3 separate regions of the Mus musculus genome follow, and all the other regions are linked to region 3. The links are chromatin loops, found by intact Hi-C in ENCODE. Cell type or tissue: heart. All regions are shown on one strand. Region 1 overlaps Maml2 (mastermind like transcriptional coactivator 2). Region 2 overlaps Maml2 (mastermind like transcriptional coactivator 2). Region 3 overlaps Maml2 (mastermind like transcriptional coactivator 2).

The links. A loop is a pair of places that touch in the nucleus more often than their neighbours do. Peaks named below come from ENCODE experiments on the same cell type or tissue, not always from the same donor. Only the 100,000 strongest peaks of a DNase experiment are listed, where the experiment ranks them.
Region 1: it touches region 3 in a loop (2.0-fold over the local background); 2 of 42 quality-filtered maps call a loop at or near these places.
Region 2: it touches region 3 in a loop (4-fold over the local background); 2 of 42 quality-filtered maps call a loop at or near these places.

Annotation. Positions count from the first base shown.
Region 1 is chr9:13,509,790-13,512,289 of GRCm38, reverse strand. All of the region lies in intron 1 of Maml2 (mastermind like transcriptional coactivator 2), which reads right to left. Among named protein-coding and RNA genes, the nearest start is that of Phxr4, 80 kb to the right of the region's middle. In heart, a CTCF peak has its summit at 1,162 (motif pointing left); DNase peaks (open chromatin) are centred at 1,099 and 1,469.
Region 2 is chr9:13,468,058-13,470,557 of GRCm38, reverse strand. The region is part of intron 1 of Maml2 (mastermind like transcriptional coactivator 2); the gene reads right to left. Among named protein-coding and RNA genes, the nearest start is that of Phxr4, 38 kb to the right of the region's middle. In heart, a CTCF peak has its summit at 1,550; a DNase peak (open chromatin) is centred at 367; H3K27ac peaks cover 1,806 bases.
Region 3 is chr9:13,573,814-13,576,313 of GRCm38, reverse strand. The region is part of intron 1 of Maml2 (mastermind like transcriptional coactivator 2); the gene reads right to left. Among named protein-coding and RNA genes, the nearest start is that of Gm51666, 35 kb to the left of the region's middle. In heart, a CTCF peak has its summit at 1,105; DNase peaks (open chromatin) are centred at 1,213 and 1,933; H3K27ac peaks cover 1,151 bases.

The DNA of each region.
Region 1 (2,500 bases), 64 kb after region 3:
CTCACATACACATACATACACATAAATACACATATACACATAAACACACTCACACATATACCCATACTCACACACACATACACATTCAGTCACACACACATACATTCATAGCCATATGCCACACACTCAAATACATACACTTATGTGCACATGCACACAATGCACACATGTGCATACTTGTGCATACAGATATACATACATACACATACCCCACACACACACCAAACACATGCACACTTACATATACACACATACATCAGATACATGCACACACATCTAGCACACACACATATGTACATATACATACCACACATATATATGCACACATACACACAAATCCAACACATACATACATATAAACACATCCACACATATCCAGCACATAAACACACACAAATATACACAAACACACACATCTGATGCACACAAAAAAAGAGACACACATGTCCAACACACACACATTTAAGAAATGGAGGGAAGTCAGATGGCATACACCTTTAATCTCAGCACTGGAGAGGTTGAAGCAGGCAGATCTCTGACTTAGAGGCCAACCTGGTCTACATAGCAGGTCCCAGGACAGTCAATGCCACATAGTGAACCACATTCTCAAAAGAAGAAGAAGGAGGAAGAGGAGGAGGAGGAGAAGGGAAGGAGGAAGAGAAGGAGGAGGAGGAGGAGGAGGAGGAAGAGGAGGAGAAGAAGAAGAAGAAGAAGAAGAAGAAGAAGAAGAAGAAGAAGAAGAAGAAGAAGAAGAAGAAGAAAAGGAGGAGGAGGAAGAGGAGGAAGAGGAGGAGGAGGAAGGAAGGAAGTGGAGGGAGCCACACCAATCTCTCTGAGTTATTGTAAGAATTAAATGTGACAAAGGGTATGAACTCTCTGTAATCATTAGTTCCTATTTATCTCAAGTAGTTTCTTATCCTTTTGTGACAGTAGACAACAAAAATAGAGAATTTCTGCTGATATTGGTGAACTATGAACTCAGTTCCAAGGCAGAAGGTTTAAATAACCAGGCCGACTCCAGAACCGTTGATGCTGTTGTCTTCCAGATGAGACTCACTCACAGTCCTTAGGAACATGCTGTTCACTGTGTGCTTGCCTGCGGGTCCTGGGCCAATTTCCTCATCTCAAATAGCAGCAGTTGGCTGCCCACACTACCCTCTGCAGGCAGCTGTGTCTCAGTAGAAACTGTCAAACAGCTGACTCTAGAAAACCAAATTTTCCTCTTTAAGATCCTAATTGCATCCATTGGTAAAATAAAATAAAATAAAATAAAAATCAAAGTGCATACCTTGCCCTTTCATGGGAGCTGACATTCTGAGCTCAGGTTTGTTAGGAAGTATTAGCAGAAGATTTAGAAGAAGTCTGGAGGGCCACCTCGGAGATGGAGTAGCAGATAAAATGTTCCCAACACAAAGATGAGGATTGCAGTTAGGGATCCAACACCCACACCAAAACTGGGCAAGGTGCTTGCCTGTAATCCCAGCACTGTGCACTGCAGACAAGGACAGGAGGGTTCCTGCGGTTTACTTGCCAGACAGTCTAGCCAACTAGTGAGTTCAGGTGGAGACCCTGTGTTTAATATATATATATATATGTAATGTGGAAAACAATAGAGGAAGACCTCTGGCCTCTATGTGGACTCCTGACTAAACACACACACAGAGAGAGAGAGAGAGAGAGAGAGAGAGAGAGAGAGAGAAGGAGGAGGAGGAGGAGGAGGAGGAGGAGGAGGAGGAGGAGGAGGAGGAGGAGGAGGAGGAGAAGAAGAAGAAGAAGAAGAAGAAGAAGAAGAAGAAGAAGAAGAAGAAGAAGAAGAAGAAGAAGAAGAAGAAGAAGAAGAAGAAGAGGAGGAGGAGAGGTGCAGATGGGACAGGAAAGAGAGAGGGACAGGAAGAGAGACAGGCAGACAGACAGATGGAGTCAGAAACAAAGGGACAAGGAGGGTCTTCTTAGAGAAGTCCACCCCTGCTAGTCCCCTCACTTTTTTGGTTGGTCTTCCAAATGAAACAAATCAGTATCCCCAAAGAGATGTGTTTTCCTGTTTCTGTTTATGTGCTGGAGAAGGGCAAAGCTGCACACCTGCTCACCACCATGAAGTGGTGAACTGTCTGCATGGCAGAGCAAACGAACCACTTAAGTTACTATAACATTCAAAGTGTAAGAAAGGTGCTTAGTGACACTGTGTTTCCAACCTAAAAACCTATGAGGGGACTCTACACTCCCAAGACGCCTGAGAGCTATGTGACAATGTGTGTGTGTGTGTGTATCAGAAATGGCCGATGGTTTTGTTCTGTGTGGTGCAGAAAGGTGGAGGCAGATGGCCCTGTGCACGCTTCACTGGGTAAGCGTCCAGAGTTTGGCCCCCACCTGTCTGTGGCTTCTAAGTCCCTTCCTTTCCCACACCCACCACTGAGCACAGCCCCCACTGCCACTGTGCTGCTGTCGTCTCTCCTTTGAACACTTACTCTGTCTAGTCAAATAGGCTCATCCAGGTACAGAA
Region 2 (2,500 bases), 110 kb after region 3:
AGAATTTCTTAGACACTGTTTTTAAGGGATAAAAACTTATGAAGGAATTCTGAGTTAATTTCAATTTAGGTTATAATTAGATTACTTCAAAACCCACAAGAAAGTGATTTTGAAGTTAACTTGTGGCAACGCCACACAGAGACAAGAATAATCACCAGAGACTTTCACTGGAGATAAAGTTCTACTAACTCTATGTAGATTCAGATAGCACTTTCTAGAAGGAGTTTTGAAGTAACACACACACACACACACACACACACACACACACACACACAACTTCAGTAGCAGCACAAAACATCCTTTGTTGCCGGACGTGAGAAAAACACACTTGTTTCTAAAAAAAAAACTATAGGAAGGAAGTGGAAGGGCCTCGGGGGCGGGGAGAGCTAAGGAATGCATACGGGTTCCTTTAGACACACTAAGAGAGCCATGGCTCTTCGTAGAGGGGCACAAGGTCACTAAGTGCAGTCAAATCTGTAGGGCTAATTCCTTCCTAAACTATAGGTGCGTTCTCAGACAATTGTTGTTATGGCATTAAGTTGCCCCAAGTTTAAAAAAAAAAACCTTTAAAAAGTCAAAATCAAAGGAACTCAGACACCTGCAATTGATTCTAATTTTACACATCTCAAAACATTTGAGGTTGCCAAAGGAGAATTACAAAGAAGAGTAAGCCGAGAGCGAAGACAGCATTGTGCCGAAATCCTGCATAAATTGGGAAATGTGTGTTAAAGGATAAACTGAGGCCTCGGTCTAACACAGATGTGGTCATGCTGCCTCCCTGAAACTGCTCTGTTCTCCTCACTGTGTTAAGGATAGAATGGGATGGACTACCCAGCCCTCCTGACCAGACTGTAGTGCCCTGTGGGAAATCCTATTGACTGAAGGCTAAGTAATGCCTTAGCAACTCTGAGGTAGAGGCCCTTAGAACCACAGCGTCCCATTGCCCTTGTGGATGTAAAAGCTGAGTCCTTGCCTGGAGTGAGGGAACAGTAAAGTAGAATCAAATGTCATTTGTGTCCCTGAAGCCCTTCTCCGCTTGCTGCTACTTCTCTCCAGGCCTTTATTGTTTGGCCTGCATTCTGGCCAGTGAGGAACAGGAAGATAGTTACCAAGGATTCCTGGGACTCTGAGAGTTTCTGAAAATGGACCCAGCACAGTACATTTCCCTCTTCCTCCTATCTGAATGGTGTCTGTGCCTGAGGCCAGCCTTTTCTGGATGAGAAGAGGGAAAAACCACAGACGGGGAATGGGGGATGGGAAATGGGGAATGGGGGATAGGGAATGGGCAAAATATAGGCTGAAGCTGGACCTGGGTTGATCTGAGATGTGTTCTAACACTCTCAGTATTTAAGGCCTTTTGTTTTGTGTAGATACATTTCCCCTTATATACTAATCCACAGATTTTCTGCTATTTGGAGACCACGCAAACACAAACAAAACACATTTTAAAAATTGATAGAGCTGTGAAGCCAGGCCTGCAAGTCAGTAATGGGGTGCCTGAGCTCAGGCACAGATTCTACACTTTCCCTTCATCCTTCTCTGCTGCCTTTGCAGGGGCCCTGCTGGCCCAGAACTGCCCTACAACTTCCTGTTCCCTGCAGACCCAGGGGCTGTGTTCAGCCTTCCATCTGAAGACACATTCGGCTTACCCTTCTAAGCTCAGCTGAGACATGACTTCCAAGGAAGCCGTTCCCGACCGTGGCTTATCATGCAAAGTCGGTTCCTTGGACATGTGTTCACAGAAACCTGTATTTGTCCTCTGTAGTTTTATCCTGGTTACAAACAAGTATTTGATGCTTGTCTTTCCATGTCACCTGGCGTCACCACAGGCATGTGGACTGTGATTCTGATTATGCAGGGTGGGTGGCTAATAAATATTTATTAAATAGAAGACACGCAGACATTCCTTATTCTAAACTAACCAATGAACTGAGCTGATGCTGAGTATAACTCAATCCTCTTCAACACCTGAGACCACCCAAGCAGATCAGCTGAGAACACACACTGTTTGGCTGGGCTACCTGCTACAGTTCTCTTAACAGATATCCAGGAAGAGGAAGTAGAACCCAGAGCCACCTGAGAAGACAGGATATGCCACATAGAAAGAAAGGAATATTTCTGGTCCGAAGGTAGTGTCAAACTCAGATTCAGCAAATTATTGCAAGAATAAAACCATGAACAGCAAGAAGAAAACTGCAAAAAAAGAAGCAGTATTACCTTGGAAATGTAAACTCCAGTTGTCAAAACACAGACACGATACAGTTTTCTCATTCCAGGTCATACACTGAGCATTTTGAAAGGTTATTCTGTGGGAAAACATTTCCAATTGTGCAGTGCAGTTGTAGAAAAACCTTGGGATTTACACAAACTTTGTTTTCATGCCAAATTTCCAGGAGGCCTTCTATTCCCTTAAGGGAGAGACACTGGCTTGTATCACTGTTTAATATCACAGCTCTCTACAACTGGGAAACTTCCCCTAGCATCCCAAAGTTAATCTTTG
Region 3 (2,500 bases):
AGTTATTTCATGACTGAAGGACTGAGTAAAAACGTATATGTGCTGCCAGTCTCAGTGCTACAGCCCATTAAACAACCTCGTGGAGGAGCTAGTTTTAGAACGTATGCTGTTGGGTGGATGCTGAGGAACATCACTAGAGGTCTCAAACTACATCCAATGATTGCACACAGAGAGACAAAACCTCATAGCATTGTGTAGGACACTTATTGAGAAGGAGAGAATCAGTGTCCACTGTACATGAATGCGTACATAGTGAGTGTTGGATGAGCCTCCACTAAGCCAAGAACAATGGATGAGAAAGAACAGGATGTGGGCTGGAAAGTAAGGAGTAAGACAGTGGGTTCCAATAAGCGATTTGTGCAAGAATTAATCAAGTCATCTCCATAGATTTAAGGTTCCATATGTCTCCACCATTCTGCAGGTATCCGTTGGATAAGATCTTGAGAGTCTCCGGACCTGGGAGTGAACTTAGTAATAGATTACCCAGCATGAAAAAAGTCTTGGGCCCTCACAAAGCCACACACACCTGATCTTGAGTGTCCTCAAAGGCGCATGTGTTATAATTCTGCTCCCCAATTATTGGGAGGTGATAGAACGAACGTAGTAGGAGATGCTTGTTTTTTGTCCCTGAGATGTCCTCCGAGGGAGCTGTGTGGTCCCCGTCTCCCCCATCTCTTTTGCTTCTGCAACCACAAGGTGCACAGTCTAGCAGTACCACCCAGTACACTTGCAATATGAATGAAAGTTCCCATTCTGACCAAAATATCTCAAACCCCTTATTTAATAAAAACTGGATCAGCTCAGTTATTTGCTATAGCAATGGAAAGCTGACTAACAGTCTCTGCTCCCTTCCACGTACCTGACTTTAGGAGAGGAAACACAGTACTTAGCAGCTGATGAATATTAGTCATTTTCACTGTGAACGGTAAGCACAGAATAATAAACTGGCTCTCAGTACCCAGACATGTGATGGGCTCAGGAGAGGAAGGTTTCTTCCCTAAACATTTTTAAGAGAAACTATGTGTGTTTCAAGCAGTGCTTTGGATGAGAAATTTACCCCTAGGCTCAGATATTTGAACACTTGCTCTCCAGCTGGTGGTGGTGTCGGAGAAGGCTGTGGAATCTTCAGGAGGCAGGGCTTCTCTGCAGGAAATGGCTCACAGGGGAAAGGCCTCGTAACTCAGCTCCACTTCCTATTCACTTCTGCTTCCTGAGTGTGGATGCATGGTGACCAACCAGCCTCTCACTCCTACCTTGGCACCTCTGCTGCCAGCTGCCCTGTCCTCCCTGCCAGGGTAGACAGTGTCCCCTGGAGCTGAAAATAACCCACATCTCCCTCCCTCCAGTTGTTTTTGTCAGGGTATTTTCTGTAGCAACAAGAAAGTAACTATGGCAGCCTGTTGCCTCGGTTCATTCCACTCTTCCTCAAGCCTGTGCAATGTGATGCTTTCCCCTAAAGTGCATGGTGGCACACACCTCTAATGCCGGCACCTCGGGGGGGGGGGGAAGCCAGCCTTGTTTTACAGAATGAGACCCTACCTCAGAAAAACAAGAAAAACAAATACAACAGAGGAGCTCTGTCACCGTTTTTCTTCTTCTTCTAGAGATTGGTGTGGAAAAGCAAAGTACAATTCGGAGCGAAGGCTGCCCTTGTGGCTTTCAGCAGAAGGCAGTCCTTTAAACCATCGTTCTTGGTGCTCTCTTAACCACATTAGTAACAGCCCTGTATATGCGTGAGCCATTTGATACAAATGATTTTCAAGAAATGCAGTTATTCCTTCACTGGAATAACTCTTAAAGCAGGTCTGAGAATTGGGCGAAGTGGTAGTTACTAGCCTTCTTACCAAGCTGCAGTGGAGCTTGGAGAAGACATGGCCTGTCCAGGGCCAGGACAGGAATCCAGCTTTGGCCAGAACAAGGCCCTGTTTCCTGTTTTGTCCCTCGAGACCTTGAGTGAGAGGGGAAGCAGCCAAACAGCTACCATCTCATTGCTAAACCCTGCACCAACTTGTGGACAATAGTCTCGTTAATTGCTCAAGATCTTTGGATGGGAAGCAAGTTGTATCCTATCTCTGCAAAATCGAAATCTCTGCAGAAACATTTCTCTCTCTCTCTTTGCTCCTCCCCCCTCACATATGGAGATATCGACAGTGACAGGCCAGATAGCATCATGCTGTCTTGTGTGGTTTTTTTCAAGGGAAGCGATGAGAAGCATCTGATAAGGCTGAGAATTTTCAACTGCCTGGCACAGTGAAAGGAACACTTGTCTAGGAGTCAGGACTTGTAGGCTCTGGTTGTGACTCTTCCATCTGTTACCTGCATAACCTGTCTCTTGTTACTTTCAACCCTACAACACATAGTCGTTTAGTAAATCAATGGGACTAACATGATGAAATCATGGTGTGTAAGAGTTTTTAAAACTATACACTTTCATGGAGATGAGAAAGATTGCCACTGGAGTGGGCAGTTTGATGATATACTGTTGAATCACATGAACTTC